Regions from separate parts of the Mus musculus genome. Here region 1 is linked to region 2. Evidence: chromatin loops called from intact Hi-C (ENCODE). Cell type or tissue: left cerebral cortex. All regions are shown on one strand. Links, peaks and the distances in the headings refer to the core of each region. The heading gives the core; the rest is flanking DNA. Region 1 holds the start of Gm40124 (a long non-coding RNA gene). Region 2 overlaps Col11a1 (collagen, type XI, alpha 1).

Evidence for each region. Peaks named below come from ENCODE experiments on the same cell type or tissue, not always from the same donor. Only the 100,000 strongest peaks of a DNase experiment are listed, where the experiment ranks them.
Region 1: a loop joins it to region 2, with 6 times the contacts of the local background. A loop is called at or near these places in 5 of 42 quality-filtered maps.

Annotation. Positions count from the first base shown.
Region 1 is chr3:115,637,518-115,649,525 of GRCm38, reverse strand. Gm40124 (a long non-coding RNA gene) reads left to right here and starts at 7,800. Exons shown (of 3, transcript XR_867569.1): 1 at 7,800-8,088; 2 at 8,419-8,528; 3 at 10,846-12,008. In left cerebral cortex, for the core only: CTCF peaks have their summits at 4,605 (motif pointing right) and 6,636 (motif pointing right); DNase peaks (open chromatin) are centred at 6,661, 7,101, 7,407 and 9,382; H3K4me3 peaks cover 1,092 bases; H3K27ac peaks cover 727 bases.
Region 2 is chr3:114,141,956-114,153,963 of GRCm38, reverse strand. Col11a1 (collagen, type XI, alpha 1) reads right to left here. Exons shown (of 67, transcript NM_007729.3): 36 at 10,867-10,920; 37 at 6,141-6,194; 38 at 2,536-2,589; 39 at 1,248-1,355; 40 at 776-865; 41 at 270-323. Among named protein-coding and RNA genes, the nearest start is that of Col11a1, 120 kb to the right of the region's middle. In left cerebral cortex, for the core only: a CTCF peak has its summit at 6,620 (motif pointing left); a DNase peak (open chromatin) is centred at 6,646.

The sequences.
Region 1 (12,008 bases), core at 1,855-9,854, 1.5 Mb before region 2:
GGGGGTGGGCTGTAGTTTTCAGTTGGGGAAGATAAGTTGGAAGACTGTATATTTTTTGTCAGGAGGCCTTTAGAAATTACTTCTGGTAGGCTTAGGGTCAGCCCATCTGAAACAATTCCACTGGGAAATTAAACACAAGTGTCAGTATCTATGGAGATAACAGAACAATCTTTTGTAGAATCCTGAATTACGAGGGAGACTGGCAAATAAGAGGTACTAAATAATATTGTCTAACATTTTTCCCAGAGTCTGACAAAAGAATAGTGGGAAGAGAAAAAGAGAGGGTGTGTGTATCAAGATTAGTACATGTCTAGACTGTTCAATTTGCATAGTTCTAAACATAATGGTAAAAACCAACACTTGGAGTTTTTTTAATATACATACTTGAGACTTGATTTTAAATACATGTATATTCTAGGCATGTTTTCTGCATATGTTCACTGATTTCATTTTCTTGGGGACACTGTAGGTAGATGGATTACTCGGTTTTGTTTTAGAGATGAGAGCTCATGTAGCCCAGGCTAGCTTCAAACTCTTTCTGTAGCTAAAAATGATCTCAAAGTTCTTTTTTGTTTTCCTGTATGTGTGTTTGTATTGTGCATGCATGTACACATGTTCTCATGTGTATGAATACATGTGTGCACGTTCCTTGATACATCTCCACCTTATTTATTGAGGCAAGATCTCTTACTGAACCCTGGAACTTGACAATTGTGGCAAATCTAGATAGTTTTCTTTGGGGTTCTGTCTCTGCCTCCTGAGGACTGGGATCCCAAGGGTCTGCCCCATTGGATGCTGGAATCCAAACTCCAATTCTAAAACTCATGTAGTAAGTTCCCCATTCACGGAGCTTTCTCTCCAGCCCTGACTTTGAACTTCTCATCCTCCTATCTCAGTCTCCTGAGTTCTGGGATACAGGGCTCTGCCTGGTCAATGTGGAGTGGGGATGGAGCCCAGGGCTTTCTGTATGCTAGGAAGTACTCTAACCACTGAGATACACCCCTAGTCTCTAGATATAATTATTATGGGGGAATTCTGTATAGGGAAGAAGCTGATTAATCCATCCAAAATCTCACAGGCAGTAGAAGACATCAATCTTTGTAACTGTCAGGGAGGTAGAGGACACTGTCTTCATTTATGAAGAGAAATCTAAGTCTCCAAAATATTAAACAGAGCTGATGAGAAAGCTCAACAGGTCTAAGAGTGTGCTGTATAGTCCTGGTAACCTCAGCTCTGTCTTCAGGACCCACATGAAAAAAGTAGGTATAGCGGAATATATCTGTCTGTACTCTCAACACTCCTACTGCAAGATGGGAGACTTGCCTTGAGGGGAAGCCAGCCTGGAGAGCACAGATCAGCAGGAACTTGAGAGCCTGTTTCAACAAGGTAGGGGATTGAACTGAAGCAAGAGTCTGGCTCAAAAAGTCTGGAGGACAGAATTGAATCCCCAGAGTATTTTTTCAATTTTTTTATTAGACATTTTCTTCATTTACATTTCCAATGCTAACCGGAAAGTTTCCTATACCCTCCCCTACCCACCCACTCCCAGCCTCAGCGGTCCCCTGTACTGGGGCATATAAAGTTTGCAAGACCAAGGGGGCCTCCCTTCCCAATGATGGCCAACTAGGCCATCTTCTGCTACATATGCAGCTAGAGACACAAGCTCTGGGGTTACTGGTTAGTTCATATTGTTGTTCCACCTATAGGATTGCAGATCCCTTTAGCTCCTTGGGTACTTTTTCTAGCTCCTCCATTGGGGGCCCTGTGTTCCATCCAATAGCTGACTGTGAGCATCCACTTCTGTATTTGCCAGGCATTGTTCTTGGACCTCCATGAATGCTACCCCCAACTGAATGACAAAATAATAAATAAGAGAAAAAAATGAAATGTTAGCTTTTCCCGATATGCCTATGTAGTAAAGCGATCAGTCTGGAATTCCAGTTCAGTGATATCAATTACCATTGGAACATCACATGATTCCACTCATTCTCAGTGGCAGTGGTGTCAACAGCAAACTGCTGGCCTCTTTTGTCAAGCTATGAAGAAAGGGGGAGAACTTTGCCTGGCAATTAATTCCAGAACCAGGCAAAATGCATTTTATCTCTAGAATCCCACGCCCTTCTCTTTTAAACTTATTATAGTGACTGTGATTCAAGCTCAATACATTTCCTGGAAATGAGTGTCTGTTTTCTGACTTAATTGTATGACATTCACAATTGGGTCAGAGAGTGGCCTGGCTGGCTGTGACCTCCCAGGAAATACCTCGTGAACTGATCATAGCTGCCCAGAGAAGAGTATCTCCCGGCTCATGTTTCTATGTGTGTTCCTGGAGGACTTTGGAAAGTCAATTTGATTCATTTCTCAGGCTGGGAAATGTTCCACGGTTTCTGCCCCGTTAGGCACATGTCTCTTGATAATGTGTCCCGGATGAGATCAGACACCTCCTCCTGGAGAGACTGTGCAACCTGCTTTGCTTCAGGCAGCACAGCCGAATGGCCATTACTCACTAAATAATGAAACGACCTTTTCTATTCACTCAGGATCTTGAAACTTGTTTTTAAATATAGGTTCTCCTCCATTGGGAAGGCTGACATGGCCCTGATTAAAGACGACCTATGAACCCCATGCTCTGTTAGCTGTCCCTGAAGTCCCAGAGTTCTAGAGAAGCCTAGGGCCATAGAAAATGGACCTTACTCTAAGCTGTCTCTGACAGGAGGAGCTAAAACAGAGTTACTGCCTAGTTCAATATATACCCCTTGGTCTGCTCGGACTAAAACCTTTTGCCTTCAGAGTCAGATGGAACAATACTTGTGCATTATGGGACAAGTCTAAAACCCTATAATGAAGGAAACAGAGGCAACCTGGACCTCATAGAGAGTCCTCACTCAAAATTAACGAGGACTTGGGTTTCTCTTTTGGAGGTGTTTTGCAAGCATGTCTGAAGGCCACACCCCTTTGCTGTTCAGGTTATTTCAACAAGTTGTATTTCAAGTAGGCATGGTGGCCACATCTATAATCTCCCAGCACATGTGAGGGTGAAGCAGGATGGTTGTCAGGTGTTAGGAAGCATTCTTGGGCTTCAGAGTAGATTCCAGGGACAGACAGCATCAAGGATATCCAATTCAAATCTGAAACAAGCCAGATTCTAATACTGCAAGGTGGATTTGAGCCATCAGGAACATGCAATATATGGTGGGTTTGGGGGGTAGATTCCTTGGTTAACACCAAAGAGCCCTTCTGAGTGATGTGAACTACTCTGTTCTCCACTGAGATGAGCTATTCTCCTCTTCTGAGAATTGTTTTGTGTGATGTACGTGTATATGTAGTTGTGGCATGTATAGTTGGTGTTTTTTTTTTTTTTTTTGAGACATAATCTTTGTATCTTCATTTACTATGACATTCACTATGTAGTCCAGGCTGGCCTTGAACTCACAGCAATCCTCCTGATTACATGTCCCAAATCTTCTGACTACAGGCATAAGCTACCATAACTTCTGGGTTATCATGAGAACCCTCAAGGAATTTCAGCTTGTGAGGCACATGTATCTTGAAAATGTGTCCCGGATGAGATCAGACACCTTCTCGTAGCACGCCTACGTAAGCTGGGGCAAAACAAGGAGCACATCTGATATCTTGTCATAAGCACTGTGTGTGACTTGCTAGAGGACAGGAGGCAGAGATATTTGGAAGATATTCAAGTTGTTTTTTTTTTTTCCCAACTCACCTCATCTTGAGGGTCTTTTAGGTCATGGATGGTGTACTGAAAGCAAAAGGACAAAGGTGAAAAGGTCACATTTCCCTGGGGGGCAAGCATCTAGAGGAGTTGGTGGCTCCTGGGTCGCATCTTGAGGAGGCACCACTTAGGAACTAGGCAGTGCCACAATGAGTTGCCATAAACTCAATTGTCTTGGAAGTTGGTTGAGTCTGCGTATGGCACTCTGGAATAACTGTATCCTAGCATTTCAGAAAACAAGAACAGGTCATAGACTCTAGAAAGAATTCCCCTCTCACTCTTGACCCCAGCTCCCGAGTACTCTATAAAGTCCAACTGGCTTGGCCTTAAAATAGCTCATAAAACCCTTGTGCCAGAGCGATGTCATATTGTTATTTCTGGAAACACAAATACATAGAAAGAAGTCTGAGCATATATGCCTGGCTAGGTTCCCTACAGTTTACTATCAGCTCATACCTCCTTGTTCGTAAGAACACACAGGTTTTCCTGTACCTCTGAGTCTTAATGTCTCTCCTTTCCTCCCCTCTGTTTCTTCCTCCATCCTCTCTCCCCCTCCCTTCCTCCTTTCCTCTCTCCCTTTCTCTCTCTATTCTTCCCTCCCTCCTTCCAGTCTTTCCCTCCCACATCTTTCTCCTAGGTCACACATAGCCCAGATTGGCCTTGAGTCCTCTATGAGGGTGTGGATGACCTGGGTGACCATGGATTCCCAATCCCCCTGCCTCTGTCTCCCAAGTGGTGGGTAGACGATGTCCTGTGGAGGCTTAGTTTCTGAAGGCTCCTGGGCCACATCAAACTTTTTTTTTAAAGAATTATTTATTTTATGAATATGAGTACATTGCTGCTATCTCCAGACACACCAGAAGAGGGCATCAGATCCCATTACAGATGGTTTTGAGCCACCATGTGGTTGCTGGGAATTGAATTCAGGACCTCTGGAAGTGCAGTCAGTGCTCTTAACCATCTCTGAGCCATCTCTCCAGCTCCCACATCAAACTTTTATTAAGTAACTATGTACTCATTTCTCTAATTAATCTATCTTTTGATGTAGGGTTCTTAGTCACGAAATTCACGATGGTGAAGATAAGTCTTTTCTCCAACATCTAAGCTGAATCCTGACAGACGAGACCAAGTTGTTCAAATAAGTGTGCTGGTGAGACGTATCAGAGGCTCAGGTAGCTGACACACAGGTGCAAAGGGTCAAAAGGGGAGAGGGAAGTTATAATTAGAGCGGGCAGAGCATAAAATGAGAAGAAAGGGGAAGTTCAGGGGTGTGACTGCATTGCCAAGCCCAAAGAGCCTTCCCCAGGGCAATGAGAATCCAGCAGATGGTTAAAGCAACAAGCAAAGATTTAGCTTTCTTACAGTTGCCCCTGCCCACTGCACAGTCCTTCCAGCCATTGAAGTCTCATAGGCCATGTTTCGATCACTGGGTGCTTGTGTGCAGTGGTTCATATGGGAGGCGGGAGTTGCTGAATGGATGGGATCAGAAGGTGGGGATGGGCGCTGCTTGCTGAGTCAGCCATCTCAGCAGTGTTTGGAGGCACACACGCTTGCTTTTCCTCTTAGGTGGCAGGGATGGGAGTGATTGACATCTGACTTGTATTAGGGTTACAGCTCAATACATTGTGCTTTAATGGATAGTGCACTGGCTTCTGGGTAAGAGACCCGTGTTCATGACACTGATGGAGTTCAGAACACACTTCCTAAATATAGGCGCCTGGGCATGTGATAAAATGCTGGCGACAGCATATCATGACATGAATGGAGTCTTCCTTTTTTATCTTACTTGACAAAGATCCTAAAACCTACAAAGAGTTTTCTGGCCTTTCTCCCAGGAAGGTTATGGGATGGATTGTCAATCTTTACTGGAAACAAAGAAGCTGAAGACACAAGGGGTCTCAACAGGACAGCGTTTCCCCTTCTTTATTATCTTTAGGTCGGAGCTCCTGTCCCATCCTGATTTCCACCACTGTCCCCTCTTCTTCACACCAACACAGTAAAATACACAGATTTTAGGGTCTGGAGAGGTGACTCAGGGGTTAAGAGCGTATTGTTGTTTCAGAGGACGGGAGTTTGATTTCCAGCGCCAGTGTCAGTTGCTTCACAACAGAACTCCAGCTCTAAGGAATCTATTCCTCTGATCTCTGCCTTCATGCACACAGACATACATGATTAAAAAAACCAAAATAATTATTTAAAGAACGCACAGGTTGGGGCTGGTGAGATGGCTGAGCGGGTAAGAGCGCTGACTGCTCTTCCAAAGGTCCTGAGTTCAAATCCCAGACACCACATGGTGGCTTACAACCATGTGTATCGCTACAGTGTACTCATAAAATAAACAAATAAATCTTAAAAAAAAGAACACACAGGTTACCCTACTGCAGTGGACTTCCATTCTGAAAATTCTGAGGTCACATGAACTCGTATTACATAAGTTGGTATGCTTTCTCTTGTTAATATTTGTTACAGTGGCTCCACTCATGAACCTAGTGTGAGGGAACGCTTCACTTCTTACAACACCCTAGCAAGAGCCACGTTCTTCATTTTGCTCATTTCCCAGAGTCCTTCTCCTACAGACTAAGGACCAGCGGCTTAGTAAAATGCTCTCTCATCCTGCCCAGTGACTTGTGGACAAGGAAGTGGTTCTGAGAGTAGTGCTTTTGCCAACTTGCCTGGGAACTCGCTAGAAATGCAAATTATTGTGCTCCACCCAAGACGCAGTGGAAACTCTGTGGGTGGAACCGAGGCTTCTAGCTTTTAGGAGTCCTCCAAGAGACTCTGGCTAATGTTAAAGCTTGATGAGTATATTTAAGGGGGTAAACTTTAATAAAAAAAGTTGCTGAACCAAACAAAATTAATCTTCTCAGATCTCCTCTCCGAAGTTCCGCGGCTTCACCAGGAGAGGGCGACCGCGGACCTGCCTTTTGCCTTCCCAAACTGCAGAGCCCAATGCGATGGTAAACAGCAGCCACAGCAAGTTCCATCCATTGCCCAAGTAAATCACAAAATATATAAAAAGAGACTTCAAAAGGCAGCGGTATCAAAGCGGCAGTTAAAGAGAAGGAGACATCCAAAGTCACAGCTGCATCGACGGAGGAGGCTGCTTCAGCATCTAGGATTCGGAAGCATTTAGGGATGAATTTTTCCTCCCCCCCCCCCCCCCCAGTATTTCTCCGAGTCCCTTTCCTTTGATATACATGAGCCTCTCGACTTTCCTTTGTTCTTTTCCCACGCGTCAGGTTTTCATAAAGTTTTTCGAGTTGATGAGCTCCCACCACCACCACCCCCACCCCCGCCCGAAAAGACGTTAGATCCGCAGCACCAGCAGCTGCGGTTTTGGATCTGCAATGCTCTGCAGCCTTAGCCAGGTTCACCGCCGAGTGCAAGCAGGGAATGTCTCTCCACCCAACTTCCTCCGTAGGACCCCACCACCTTCCGCACTGAAAATATTTTGATGTCTGGTGTGGCCTGTGTGCCCTGCTCCTTTCTCCTCTACTCTGGACCTGTCTCATTGCTTCAGGCCCATTTCCTGCACCAGGGGATTTTTTTTTCCTCCCACAAGAGCCAAGGGGTAGGGGGTGCGAGGAAGAGTGAAGGAGACTTCCCAGTCTTCTCTCTGCTTGGCCTGCATATCCGGTCTTTATAATGAGGCACACCAAGGCCAGGAAATAGGGGCCCGGGTAAGGGGTACAGATGTCTTGAAGGTTTGCACTTGTCTTAACTGTCTCCGGAACAAAATGTGAAACTCCTCCAAAGAATGGGCTGTACTTGTAATAGGCGTCTTACAGTGCGTGTTCATGAAATGTAGTTTAGGGAATCCTAGGCAATTATATTCCGCACACTTCAGGCCAAAACAAGTTAAAAGATTCTCCCTTCAGAAAAGTGTAATTAAAACAACAACAGCAACGGCAGTGAGGCTTCATTTCCTTAAATTTGTTTAAAAATTTTTAATTAAGTTTTTTGACAGGACATTTATATCGTTTTCTCTAAGGTCCAGGGAACACCCAGGAAGGAGAAGCGGAAAGCATTCAGGGCAGGAAGATTGGGGGGTGGGGGTGGGGGGACGACTGGGAGGAGCTGGGAAACGCTATCTTCTGGGCACAGGAATGTCAAAAGGTGATATCACAGCACAGAGGACTGCCAGCACGGGATTGCACAACACTGGGCTTATCAACAGCTAACCACGGACAGGAAAAGGTTCTCAGTGACTGGTGGATTCTGGGAAGGGATAGTCATTGTCTTCAGTTGTGTACCCAAGGTGAGCCAGCTAGGCTCCAGAGGAGAGTTCTGCAGACACACAGATAGCCCTGGTTAAAATCAGTGGTTCACAAAACAGAACAATATACCAGGAGCTGGTAAGGGACTTGTACGGAGGAGAGGGAGGGATGGGAGAGTAAGAGAGGGTGGAAGGGATGCAAGTAACCAAATGAACTATGTACTTGTATGAAACTGTCAGGAAATAGATTCAACTAATAGAAAGGAAGAGAGAAAGAATACAATGGGAGGAATATTTGGGGGTGGAAGGACACTAACAAAAGATTGCTGGGTGACAGGCTTTATTTATTTATTTATTTATTTATTTATTTTATTGGTAGAGATCTGAATATCTATATAACCCAGACAGGGAATGAACAACACATCAAAGTTTGGTGAACCAATGGCTTTTTTATTGGTGTTACTTGCAGGAGTATGGTGAGCAGTTACAGAAAGAAACCACTCAAAGAAAGCTGCATCACAAAACTCCATCTCAGGGTGGGAGCCAGTTCTGGGAAGCTGCAGGACACTAGCTCACCAGGTGAGGGAGTCCCCTTTTCAGGTGATCTAAGCCTCTTAAGGAAGCTCAGCTGTTTTTTTGTTTCTTCTAGTTTGGCTGATCTCTGAGTCTGCTAGTCTTATTTCTGCTTTTTTCCAGGTACCTGGGCTTGTCTGAGAGTTACTTTTAGTGTGTGTGTGTGTGTGTTTGGAGCGGGAGGGACCCAGTGAATCTGGTCAGTTTCAGGAACTTCCTAAAGCTAGCTTGAGCTGCTTACTTCCGGTCTTAATGATCTTCCATGCAGGACAGAATGGGTCAATCTGGAGGATATTTCTACATAGCAAAGAGAAAGGGGGAAGATGGAAGACAGCAATAGGAGTGGAAAGATATGCTCTTACACAAACATAGGCACATACACAAATATACACACAAATATATTAAAAAATATCACAAAGAAAACCACTTCTTTGTGTGCTAATAAAAATCAATTAAAAACTTAAAAATGATTATATACGTACATTTATATGTATATGTATATATATATATATGAATTGGGTTTTTTCTTTTTTGAGACTTTGCTTATCTATGTATCCTGGCTTGGATTTGCCTTTTAGGCCAGTCTGGCTTTGCACTTCCTGGGCACCTGCTTTTTCATTCATTTTTAACATTAGCATATAAAGTAATGTGTTTCATTATCATTTTCAATTTAGACTCGCAGAGCATTTCCTGCTCTGAGGACGCCACAGTGGGGAAGGGGTTTGCCTGTCGATATAAGAAGTATAAGAAGCCATATTTTATAGCTTTAAGGCTGTATGAGATTCCTTCTCAATTTATAGTGAGATCTTCACACATCTATTCTAAATGCAAGTTCAAATGGAAATGCTTCACGGCTCCCAGCCAGCGGAAGAGAGAGGGAAAGGAAGGATATAATAATTTAAGCCTGGTTCTATGCTGACAGATTCGAGGCAATAGGCACACAGGCAGCTTTACCTTTCAGGGCCAGGCAGCTTCCAGGTTTAGGGGTGCTTATGAAAATGAGGATTTGCGAGTGCTGAGTGGCTATCTTGACTTTCGAGTAAGAGGGCAGGACATATTGATGGCTCATTCAAGGATGCTCCACAGCGCTCCTGATTTGTCATTGTGAGACAATCAGGTTCTTTCTTTTCTGGTGGTTTGTCTACTGCTATGCTTTGTTTCATTTCTGTTGTTCTCGTGCAATGTTCTAAAATTCTGAGACTGTCTGAAGGCAAGATGAAGATTCAGGGAAAATTGGGGGAATAAGAAAAGAGAGAGGAGAGCCACGTAAGGAGGCATCTGGTTGATGCCTCTCACCAGGAACTGCTCAAGAATTCCAGCTTAAGACCATTGACCCTTTCCAGGCACACAGCTGAAAACTCCCAGGAACCACACAAGAAACCCACTTATTTACGGGCAAAGGAGCTGTGTTAACCCTCTTGGGCAACCTTATTTGTTTCTGGTTTCATCCGATTATATTTCCATGCAAAGCACCTGTGATGGTTTGTATATCCTTGGACCAGGGAGTGGCACCATCTGAAGGTGTGGCCTTGTTGGAATAGGTGTGACCTGGTTGGAATGGGTGTGTCACTGTGGGTGTGGGTATAAGATCCTCACCTTAGTTACCTGGAAGTCGGTCTTCCAATAGCAGCCTTTGGATGAAGACATAGAACTCTCGGCTCCTCCTGCACTATGCCTGCCTGGATACTGCCATGCTCCCACCTTGATGATAATAGACTGAACCTCTGAACCTGTAAGCCAGCCCCAATTAAATGTTGTTTTTTTATAAGACTTGCCTTGGTCATGGTGTCTGTTCACAGCAGTAAAACCCTAACTAAGACAACACCTTTGGAGTTGCCTTCTCTATCAGTCACTCTTACCAAAGGGAGAGGGGTGGGGGTTTCTTGGCACCAATATAAAATGTAACTTGAGAGCCACCAACACGGTCTACATAGCTAATGCTCAGGCAATTACTGGCCTCCTCTCCCTTGAGAAGTACTTGGTACTGCTTACGTCACCCCATGTGCCTTTGGGAAGCACGTTGCCCCGCTTTGTATGTCAAACTTTATTCCGAGAGCCCCTCTTTTGTTGAGCCCTTCTGTATAACCCTGGATTAAAATATCTCTAATAAAATCCTCAACTTATTTCCTAATCTGATAAGCCCTGAAATTATTTTCATCTTCAAAGCTACAAAACCAAGTCTGGCTTGAGTTAGATCCTTAAGAATTAGGAGAACTTTTCGATGTACTGATGGTCACAGTGTGAAGAAATGTCTCTCCCCTCGCTGTCGTCTCTTTCTTTTCTAGGTAACAGAGAATTATCTTTTTTACTTTCATTTGGCCAGGGTCTCTGGAAACACCACAGCCATCAAGTGTCCATCTACGAGAGGCAAGAAGGCCGTTCAGTTCAAGAGGACTCAGTAGTCGGTGTTGGTTCTAACTTCAGAAGTCTGACCTCCAATGATTTATTTTAGGCATGTTTAAGTGCAGCACACTTTGGAAAACAATTTCCTGGTGATAATTAACTCAGTTACAGTTACACAAAGCATTAGACCTGACTACATTGAAACTCTTCGTGAAGTACAAGTGACACTGTCCGTAAAGATTAACTGAGAGAACATGCTCAAATTAGGAGTCTGAGGGGAGGGGAGTGCCATAGATTGATCGAGACAAACAAGGTCAAGATTAGAGTCTGGGAAAAAGGAGCTGGCATGGCCTGGCCACACAGATAGTGCAAAGGTCACCAGGGTATCAACCAAGTGTGCTTCCAGCCTCCTAGGTGGGAAACAGCGTGTATATCTCTTTCTTTGAAGAGACACCTTGTGTTTAACATTTCTGGTTCCCCAAGTGCTTTTAAGTGAACATAAGGACCTATATGACTCCTATGCCATTTCATGGTCAATTTTAAGGACTGCGGGTCAAGATATTTTCCTTTCATTTTAAGGCAATGAAATAACATCTTCCATAGTATGTGCAAAATTAAGGGTTGGCTAATTGTAACTAAGGGAGGTGGGCACTTTTAGGATATAACTTCTACAATTGTGTGTGTCTGTTGAGGGAACTACATAAAACATTGAAAAGTACCTACTAACATCTTATTTCTGTTGTTTTGGTTAAGAAGATCTTTTGTAGAATACTGCAGTGTGAGGTTTGGGAATGTGGCTTGATTGGTAGGCTTCTCGCCTAGGAAGCAGGAAGCCCTAAAGTGTTAACCCCGGTGTGGTGGCACACATCAGTAATCCCACAACCCAGGAAGTAGAGTTAGGAATATCAGAAGCTCAAGAGCATCCTTGACTGTACAAGGACTTCAGTTTGGGCCAAAGACACTGTCAAAGGAAGGAAAAGAAAGAACGGAAGAGAAGAAGGAAGGAAGGAGGGGAGGAAGGAAAGAAGGAAAGAAGAAAAGAAGGAAGACAGGAATGAAAAACTTCATGAGGAACCAGCCAGGGTCTGGAGAGAATCATCACAGTAAATTCTCTTTGGAGAAGCCCTCCTGTCTGCTGTTTGT
Region 2 (12,008 bases), core at 1,658-9,657:
TCTTTTGCTTACAGTTCTGATTTATGTTGTAAAGAGGTAAGATAGTTCCTTATCTCCTGCCAGAGCAAATCCCTCCAAACTCCTTCATCCTTCTACTTCAGCACTCATCAGTGCCTGCAGTTAGCAGAAAACAGGCACTGACTGCTTTGATGGACACCTGTTTATTTTCTCTTCCCCACACCATGTGGGATCACAGAATGAGAGTGATGACAGAGGAGCTGTAATGTGCAAATGTGGACAACATGGCTATCTATTATCTTCATACTTACAACTGGACCCTGTGGGCCCTGGGGACCTTCTCCTCCTTTCAGCCCAGGTGCACCCTGAAAAAGTGAGAACACAATGCCATTGAATTCATGTGAATTCATGATAAGGAGGTAATGTAAGACTGACAAAATGGAAATTACATATTTTCTGAAACAAACACATGACGGGTATGTACATGAGGCCCCAGGGAGTTTAGATGTCAGGTGGGGTTGGGGTGGGATGTACGGACATCCTTGTGGAGACAGGGGATGGGGAGGAGGTATGGGATGTGTAACAGTCAGAGGGTGGATGGGGTGGGGTGGGGAATAAAATCTGTAGTGTAAAAAAATAAATTTTTAAAAAGATTATGATATATATGTATATCATTATATATATTATGTATATATATATATTTGTGTGTATATATTATGTATATATATATATATATATCCTTATTTGCTAAGCTCAGAGATAAAAAGCTTCTGAGCAAAAGCTTTATCTATATGCTTGACATATGTGTTGACTTTACCTGGGCTCCAGGAAGGCCTCTTTCACCTGGGAAACCGCGTATTCCTGCTGGTCCATCTTTTCCTGAGATACCTTGAGGCCCGGGATCACCCTGAGAGATATCATACACGTAATCTGCAAAGTGTAATTTCTACACAGGTTTCTATGAACAAAAACAGTATCTTCTACAGTTAATTAAAGAAAACGTGAAAGTAGAACTTGGATGTCATTTAATTAAAAGGCTGTCATTAGGAGTCCCATACATATTAAAATAAACAATGATACCCAGATGTAAGAGTATACACAAAACGGTGGCATTACGGTTGGTTAAACGATTCTTGAGTTATTATTTAAGAATTATAAGTGCACACTAAATTTCTCCATGGAATGCTGCTCTGATGTTGAGAACTATGGAAAAGCACAGGACTCCCGTGGGAAATGATGGGAAGTCCACCGAAGCTTTGAGTCAGAAAATGGCCTTGAGCTTGTGGTACCTTTGCACCTTCTTTCCCTGCAGCACCGGGAAGTCCTTGCTCGCCAGGAGGACCAGGAGGGCCGGGATGGCCACGTTCACCTATAGGACCAGTCTCACCAGTTGGTCCCTAAATCAAACAAGCAAAGCCATATTACAGTGTCCATTCATTTGGGGCAAATAAATAGACAGCAAACTCAAAGATTACTCTCTTTCATGAAATCATTTTCCTTTATTTTTGTGATGGGCAACAGAACACCTGCTAGAACATAATGAAAGGAGTGTATCTGGCAAATGTTTGGAAAGCTTACCATAGTCTTGGTGAGAATAGCCAGATGTGCTAGAGAACTACATGTAGTATGCAAGGATAATTTCTTTTTCCAATACTAGAATCACTTGACAGGGAGGCTAGCTGGGTTACTCTTTAAAACATGGTACTATAAATGACAGTTTCATCATATTCCTCTTTTGATATGAGGTATCAAATGAACTTTACAATATAGAGGCATTGATACCACTCCAGAGCATACGTACTCAAGAGATCACTCGCTGCTTGCTAATAGCTCAGTGTCCCTTGGGATCCCAAGCAAATGAAGCAGTTGTCTTTGAAATTTCATTGAAACAAGCATCCCCTTACAAATAGTTAATTCAAATTCATTTGACCAAGTCTAAGGTGGGACAGTAAGGAATCTTCAAGTGCAGTCCATGAGTTTGCCCTTGAAACTATACTAAAAAGCCAGCTGCCTGAAGTTACAGGAAATGCTGAGGGGAAATTCCGGGTCATCTATTTGTCCTGTAAAACTGGGGTAAGAAAAGCTTTCAGTGTATAGAGGAAATGATGGCCAGCTGCCCTCTGTTGCCACAGCAAAATGAACACTTTAAACATTTAAACATAATTAAATAATTTAAGACATACTGAGAAAAATTCTAGCAGCTGGGACTATTAAAAACCAGAACACAATATTGTGGTTGCTTGTGGGATAACATCCCCAAAATACAATATGTTTTTTGGTTTTGATGTGGGAAAAGAAAACAACATGTGTCTCCACTTTTTGATATTTCCACATTTAAATTCCCTTATCTGTAATTATGGAAACTCTTTAACTTATTAATATGGACACATTTTTCCAAAGTCATTCTTAACTATATAATGAGTACAAAGCCAATTTGTATGTCTTGAGAAATTGTTTTAAGCTAATTAATAATGATAATGATAATAAATATACATTATTTGTTAAATTTTCAAACATTTAAGTTAGTTTACTAGAGATTTAAAAAAGAAAAATCACTAGGATAATAAGGAGACATACCTGTGGTCCTACCACACCTCCTGGTCCAGGGGGACCTGTCTTGCCTTGAAATCCCTAAGAAAGTAAAGTACAATGAATAAAAGTTATACATCAATAAAGCAAAAAATCAAAAATCTGCAAAATAATTGAATAACATGTTAAACAAAAGTCTCATTTGGACTAAAAATTATTAATTTCAAGTGTCATGAGACACTGTATTTATTTCTATAAATGTCCAAAATATTCTATTTTCATTTTTACATCAAAGTACAATTAGTAAATAATTAGTATTTATTTCAATAAAATAAAACCCTGTCTATAAAAGGGAGATTGGAGAAAACCATTTTTATCACTGCTGTATCACATCCAGCAATATATGGAAATTTAAATAAGCAATGTTTATAGATGATATGTAAAATGTATTTATGGAGATAGTAATTTGCATGATTAATAATCATTTTAGCATTAACAGTATTATTTCTTACAGTTTTCAAATAATCCAATCAATAAATATGAGCTGGTTGATGTGACTGGTGAGCAATGTTCAATATATCAGCTTTTGGGAATATGGTCTAGGATATACATTTCTCCAGGTTCATAGATTATTTTTCCTATATGATTTGATCATGATACATTTCTTTCTAAAGCCATATAATCTGCATTTGAAAGTTGGGGATACATGTGCAGAAAAAAAAAGAAGAAAAAAAAAACCTAAAAGAAAACTGGAGGGAGACATTTTCCAAATAAAAGGAAATCGTGTTTGCAATGCTTTCAATCGGTAAAATATAGAAAGAGTATAAACAAACAAAGCAGAAACAAATGGAAATTGGTCATTCTTCTTTTGTACCACAACTTAAGAAAGATTATGATTGAATTATTTACAACAAAAATATAGGTAAGTAAATAAGTCTGAACTTTTATTATTGCAGTTTATATTACAGGGAAAGGAAGTACATGTTTCCTTTTTAAAAACTGACTTAAGACCATGAGACCTTCTACTTGCCCTACACTCTCAATAGCAAGACTAAGTCTTTCTGAAGAATATTATCAGAGAATGTATTTAATATTTTCTAGTTATCACATTGAAACAATGGGTGAGTTTGAAAATCAATGATCAGACTATCTACTATGTCCATGCCCATAAAAATACATATTTACATGTTTGTATATCATATAAATTATTATGCATACAATATATGTGAAGATATAAATATATACATGTATGCACATATACATAATACTCCCTGGATTATGTCAATAACCTCTATTAATGCAATTATACACACCATACCGATAAACTCTAACATCTTCCCCATACTATAAATTGCTCATGTGTTCTGAACCCTGATCTATACTGAGAGGCCTCAATTGAACATTACTAATAACATCTGGAAACATTTCATCTCAGCATGGAGAGAGATTCCTGACTATGATTCTCCAGCCATTTTTCTGTATGATACATGGATGCTTTGGATAATAATTTTAAAAACAAAGGTCCTTTCAGTTCACAGGCTTCCCTCAGTGCTCATGGGGAGAATCTGGTCCATCTTGTGAGTATTTAACATGCAACCTTCTCTAGCTTGCCCTATTGAGACATCCAAGCTATAACCAATTATTTTCTTAACAACTTCAGAATCTAAGTCAGTTCTCTCAGTTGTCCACATTACCTAGAACCACCACCACAAACAAGTTAATCTAATCAACTAGGTGATATATATACTTTCCACAAAGTATCAACTTAGTAACTGCAACTTTTGATGACATTTAGAAATGGGGGATTTTAATTATTAATTCTCTAGCTATTGATTCTTCAAAAGACACTTTGGAGTTATACTCTGGGGGTCCATGACTTTTATAAAACTGTTGGCTGCAAGATTTGCATAAGAGTATCTTGACAGATTCGAGTGAGTGTTATTTTTAGAGAATAATTTTCTATCTCTGGAGATAGCATTTCCAAGGATAAATTTTATTCTTTGGTCCCAATATGTATTTCTTGATATTCTTTTACCAATTTTAGACTAAATATTCCAGGTAAAACTAAGACTCCTTAAATCAAGAATTATGAGGTAGTGACCAAAACAGCAATTAGAATTCTCCTGATGAAAAACTTTTCCCACTGCAGAAAATTAATAACAGTTTAGTCTTGTCATGATGCACTGGCATCCAATTGTAAACATGTTTTAATGTTAGCAGAATGCAGTGATATGGTTCTTTACAAAACAGTCAAAGGTAGTCTGTGTCCTGGTTTCCTTGAGAAAAGTAAATAAAATTAGCTAACCATGAGACCCAATGATTGATTCCAAGAAATCATGGCCAACAGTGAAGATTTCTGATTAGAATAACAACCCACTGAGCTAGATAGACATGGAGTTTAAGAGTAACAAAATAAGGAAATAAACAAACACAGCAGCCCACCAGGGGACCTTCATCTGCCCAAGAATTCCAACATAAGGAAAGCTGTTCAATTAGGTGACAGTGGTATTTCCCACAGATTATACAAATCAAATTATAATTTTCTACCTACATATTCCTATTAGCCATGAGACATAGTTTCAAGTCAATTATTTCCTTACAATTCCCATTTCAGACAATATCTCATCCTCTTAGTCTGGTAGAATCATATTGCTTTATGTATAGGACTTGTGATAGTATGTTTTCCTTAGATCATTGAGTACTGAGAAGTTTTGGTGGAATGGATCTATGAACAAACTTTAGTAGAGGGGCCCAGGTGGCTATCTTGTAAAGGTATTTCAAATATGAGATCATGTTTATTAGCTCATTTTAAGAATGCTAGTAATAATAATAAAATCATAATAACAAGCATCCTAGTTTTCTAAGTGAACTTGATAAAGTCAACACTTGGGTCTATATATGAATTCGCTAAAATATTTTAATAAAAAGCTCATTGGCCACAGATGGGAAAATATGTAGAAACTCACAGCCAAACATTATGTAGAGTCTAAATGGGAGGACTCTCTCAAATCCATCCTCTGAGAACTCAAGGAATTTCACGGAGATTTTAAAAACCATAAAAGAAGGAGGACACTGGGAGAACAAGTATAGAGGAGTTTTAATCCAGCAACATGACTGCTCTGGCAAGTGATCACATCTATAGACCTTCTAGGTCTACATGACCTGGCTGGAATAACACACCTTTAATCCCTCTGACTGAAATATAGACAAACCCTCAGTACACATCTTTAAACCAAACAATGAAGGTAAGTGTAGAAGCCATGTTTGGAAGTGACATCTAATTGAAAGGCAATGAGTTGAATCAGAAATGGATTAAACAGAACAAGTCAGAGATAAGATATGGCCTACTCTCAGGAGAAGAAACAGGAAAGAGAGGCTACTTAAGAGCAGCAAGATAGACGAGAGAGAGAGAGAGAGAGAGAGAGAGAGAGAGAGAGAGAGAGAGAGAACAGTCCAAAGAAAAGAAAGAGAGAAAATAAAGCAATTTATTTCACCAATTTTCAACTCACAATTTAACTTTTAATAATAAAAAAGACTTTTCTTTGAAACTTTGTAGTTTGAGACATAGAAATTTTCAATCCAATGAATAATAATAATAGTAATAATGTTGATAGTGATGATAATAATAGTAATAATAAATTGGAGTCACTTACAGTCTCACCACGCTGCCCAGGGTGTCCTGGTAGCCCATCTTTCCCAGCAGGGCCCTGGAATAACAAACATTAAATAACTGAGTCTCATGAATACTGCTCCCATGTTATAGCCCGAGGGTAACAATTAAGATAACCATCTTGCATTATATAGCAAACTGCATTTTGATGGTTTTATTTTTATATAAAGTGATATTTAGTTGATTTTTATATACACTTGCTTGTGAATTGCCTCTTCAATGAAAACCAGAGACAATGGGAACTCTGTAAAACTGTATACAGGGCACTTTGCATTTCAGTGTAATTTTTCATTTGCATATGTATTTTAAGAACATATAAGCATAATTTTGTAGTTTTACTTCAGTAAAAACATTAGTTATCCAGACTTGACAATAAAATGTGTTTTTTTTCCTATTTTCTATTTTTGAAATCCATTCACAATTGAATTCCACGGAACTGAAATGTGGATAAGAGAGAAAGCTAGTGTCCTCTAGTGGTCATCGACTTTCTGACAAAAAGGAGGAACAAATGCTAAATTGCAAAATCATTTCACCTGTCACACTGTCTTAGTACACTAAAAACAAAACAAACACGAACAAAAAGCAAACAAACAAAATACCCACCAATGTTTAGTTCTAGAGTCATCTGGAATAAATGTTAAGTTTTTTGACATACCTCTAAGAAGTAAAATGAAAGCTAGGGAAAATGACTACTACATGACTGCCTTTTGCAAAGGGAGCTGTTTGCTATGTCTGAAGAAAGAAATGAAGCAATTTACTGCAGGTTAAAAAAATGCAGAATCAATGAAAAATTGGATATTTTTCCCTAAAATCTGCTTGTAAGGACTCTACAATCTAAATATTTAATAGTGACTGACTGATTCTCTCAAATGGCTTTTAGACTAGACTCCTCAGAAGCCATTCAGCATCAGTTCACTTTTCAAAATATACTCAGTAGATGTATAAAAACATTCTCTCTATTCTGAATAAATGGAAATATATAGCCATTTTAATCAAGATATCTTAATGCCTAGCACACCACCCCTTGTTTCTGTTAATTATTTAGATAATGTTATCTTCAAAGGTCTATTTTTATACTTGCTAATATCTAGCCAGTTTGAACAAAAGTCTATGACTTAAAAAAGAACACACTCATGGTCACCTTTTTCCCACTTTGAATTGACCACTAGAATGGCTGGCTGGCATGCTTCAGGGCTGCTTCTGGCAGTGTTCCAAACGATTTCTGCTACCTGATCCCTTCCATCTCGACACATTTATTTTAAAATGGCAGTTCATGTGATCAAAGCTTGCTGATGGTTTTTATTGTGTCTAAGATCAGCAAGATAATTCCACTGCCAATCACATGCACAAAGCATGAGGAGTGTTAATAAACAGCCCAAACATTTTGTAAAATAATTTTTATTTTCTTTTAAGGGTATACATCAGTTACCTCTGTATTAGCTATTAGGTGTATATTAGCTGCATAATGAAATATGCAGCTTTACCCACAGCTTAGAGAGGCACAGAAACACATAGTTAATTGCTGGTAGATTGATCTGGTTGTAGCTTTGCAAAACAGCATATTAAAACCCTTCTGTATCACCACTGTTTTAACACAAATGGAGAAATGTGTTATCAATCTGAGGACATTATAAAGTTTTCAGACTGATACGGTGTTACATAAGGAATAATACATATACATGGCTTCTTTCCCAGGAAACTAAAATGTTATCAAATATGCACACAGTAATAACTGAGAGACCTATACATGTTTCTTGATAAGCCTATGAGTGTAAGCAGTAAGTAGCTTGCTCCTTACTGGTACAAATTATATTTAAATTAGCAAAATGATCATCTTTTGAGATAGTGATCTTAGATTTAAATGATTCTATCTTGGAATGAACACATCATGGCTTTTAATGGAGTTCCTAGAGAGTTTGAGGAATAGAGTTAATGGGCCAAAGAGCAATATCATCAAGCTTTGCCTTGAAGTAAGTACACATTTCAAAATTATGCAGTATATTTAAAATAACTGTTTTGACTCTACATTACTAATCAATAAAATAAAACCAACTTATTTCCCAGCAGGTTCATAACACTGATTTTAAGATAATATATTATATATCAAAAAAGGTTCATCCTTCAGTGGTGTTGAGAGACTAATGAAGGAGCAAACTTCATTTACATGAAGATTTGCATGTTCCTCTTGGGCCTCTGTGCTTAAAGGTGTCTCCTCCCTTCTAACTGACAATGAATTTTGATCCTCCTAAAAATAGATTTACATGCAACATGATAGCCAAGTTAAAAATGTTAATACTGGTTCTTAAATTATATAACTATGTAGTACTAAAATGTGCTAACATTGACATTAAACAGCTGCATTCAGTTGATTCTTATCCTGGAATTTCAATATTTGGGAGACAGAGACAGGAGAAAGGAGTTGAGTCCAGTAAAGCCTACATTATAGTGTTGAGACCACATCTTGAAGGAAAGACTAACAAAAGAATGGAGAGAGAGAGAGAGAGAGAGAGTAAAGGAGGAAGGAAGGGATGTAGGAGAGATGGAGGAGTGGCAGAAGGAAATAGGAAGAGAGGGAGTAAGAGGGAGTATGAGAGGGAAGGAAACAACCAAAAAAACAAACCTCAAAAAAACAAATGAGTGCCTAAAATTGGTGTGAAATTTACAGATTCTGAATGAAATATCCCAAGCCCCAAATATTTGTATGTTTCTAGACAATTTTTTTTAACACAAGGCAAACTAATTACTTGTAGGCAAACTAATTACTTGTAGTTTATCTCTCGAGTTAAATACTACATGTCTGTTTCAAAAACCAGACTTTCCTGTCAAATGTTATGCAATAATGTCAGAAAATGGCAGAGACTTTTATTTCAAGCTGTACAAATTTGTTTGTCAGAAAATATTATATAATAATTCTGCTTAAAGTAACATCTGTTCAATCAAACTATATAGTTAAATATAAGATTATCACTGTATCTCTAATGCCTGGCAGTAAAGAATGTAAGTGCATGACCAATATGGAAAGCTTACTGAAGACACCGTCAAGAAAAGGCTGAAAGATAGGAACAAAAATGAGTCCAATGCTTTGTTTAACAACAAGACTATACTATAAGGGATGCAGGTTATAACAATGCAAATGAATAAATATATATGAAAAAACCTATACATATCATTGAATGATTTTGGAAAAAACCATCTAAATACATGATATCAAAATACTTAATGAAATGCTCACAAAAATATGCATGTGCAAATTTAATAACTATGATTTCACTTTAATATGAAGTACTACATAGAGTTTATTGTTCATGTAAATAAAATAACAGATAGTGCATAAGAAATTCCCATCCATCAGTGGAAAGAGAGGCCCCTTGGTCTTGCAAACTTTATATGCCTCAGTACAGGGGAACGCCAGGGCCAAGAAGTAGGAGTGGGTGGGTGGGGGAGTGGGTGAGGGTATGGGGGACTTTTAGGATAGCATTGCAAATGTAAATGAAGAAAATACCTAATTAAAAAAAAAAAGAAATCTGTTCAGCCACGACTCTGAGGGCATATGAAGTTATTTCTTGACAAATTTAAAATGATAAACAGAATATTTTAGTTTTAAAACATACTAAAACACCACCTAAATTACCAAAAAAAGTTTGAAAATGTGTCCATATTTAACATTTCATTTGTGTTTATATTTCAAGATGACTAATTTATCAGACTAGCTTATTAAAGTCTGAGAAGGACTGTCTAGCCTAGATTATAGCAATGGTTCACAAACTTTAGCCCTGGTCAGACAGCATGGTCAGACCATGACTAGGACATCTCTCCCGAGACAGAGAGAGAAAAATCTAAGTAGATTATATCTTCAACAATGTCCAAAGTGCTGCTCCTTGTGGGGACAGAATATATTTCATAATCTCTGAACCAAGCAGGTGTATAAATTCATGATAATTTACATTAAGAAAGTGAATGACAGACAGAAAATAAGTAAACTGACCCTAACTGATAGTCTTTTAAGTATTTATCTCTGAAAACAAAGTATTCTCAATAACTTTGTGTGAGTTAATAGTGATAACAGTCAAAAGGCACTGAACTAGGTAAATTTCATACAAATTTCTCAGAACCTACCACAGCTTGGCATGGTAGCATATGCCATTAATCGTAGCATTCAGAAAGCAAAAGTAGACAGAAATCTATGTAAAAGGTAGCCTGTACTACATAGTGAGTTCAGGCCACCCAGATCTACATAGTGAAAAATTCAAATGCAAATACATTATAGAAATAAAATTGTGACAATAAATTTTAAGTGGTCTCTTAAGTAACACAGCATTGGGAGAGATTTAGGATGTGCCCATTAAAGAAGCATGAAAGATTCCATTTGATTATGGAAGAAAACAGGAAAATTCTAGCATGTAATATATGCTCTATTTAACAATTATTTTCAGTTTTATACATGAGTTGATTGTAAAAGTGACTGAGAAACAACAATTATACTACTCAAGTTCTTACTTAATATGCTCTTTAACAGAAGATATCTAAATTATGTTCCCAAAACATACGTGAACTGAAAAGACTAAAATTGTACTCTTTAATATTTGAATTCAAAATTACTTTAAGGATTTTTTATAATAATTACATTTTGAGGTATTAAAATTGGAAGCTATCACTATCAAGCATGAAAATATCATTGAATAAAGCAAAAGAGAATCTGTTACACTTACAGGGGGGCCTTTTGGTCCAGGGAATCCAACTGGACCTTGAGGTCCTTGAGGGCCCTGAAAACAAAAAGCATTAGAGGAATTTAAGGATAAATTTTCATGGTTATTTCTTTATACTCTGTGATTCATTTTATCAGATGAAACACTAAAGCAATGAATTTCCTCATCTTAGTCACAAAAGCACAGCAATATGAGTATGACCAACCTAACCTAGAACTGAAATGACTTCTATCTATGAGAAACTGCACACCACACTAATGTTCTTATCTCAAGAGAACTGTGAATATTTACAGTTCATATTAAAATGCTAATATTCCTACACAAGATGTATACATCTGGTTCAAGGAAGAGAGGACAGGTAGTAGAGTCATCACAAACCTTAAAAGTATTAGCAAGCAAGTGTGGTCACCTCAGCTGGCACATACAATACTGGCCTTGACAATAGTCAGTCATGCAAGACAGATGGGCTCATGGGGTGGCTTCTTACTGAATTCTGGGCTACTGAGAGAATTTGGGAGACTGGGATTCATGATCATACTGTAAGCCCTGCTGAGCCCAACAGGTGCTAAGAGACAGCTCCAAACCAAGCTGCTTTCCATAGATATGCTAGTTACTCACAGTGGGTGACAAAGGAAGCACAGACATGAAAGTTAGAGGGGAATTCTTGAGGAGGTTGGGGTGGTAAACAGCAGTGGGGTGAAGCTGGGAGAAGAGCTGTGGGAGAGTGGACAGTATGTCTTGTGCAATTATATGAAACTTGTCAAAGAACAATTTTAAGTAAATAAAAATAATTATTAAAAGCAATAGTGCATATCCATCTATATGAGAAGTTTCATAGTATATATTCTTTTAATATTGATTGCAAGCATATATAAAGAGGAAGATTAAAAGATGTTTCAGTCAACCTCCAAAATGAAAACTCCAATGCACTCAAAAAGAGTTCTGTCTCTAGTGATACACAGATAACAGAAATCATATGTGATCAGTACTAAAGCATCGTGGTACCCTTAGCTCTACCAAACATCCTGGGGCAACAATTCTGTCCTTCGTCAGCACTGTTTTCTGCATTACACTCTTTAGTACACAAGATAAGATAAACATAATTTTTCCTATTAACATTCTACCCTAATAGGCATTTATAACAC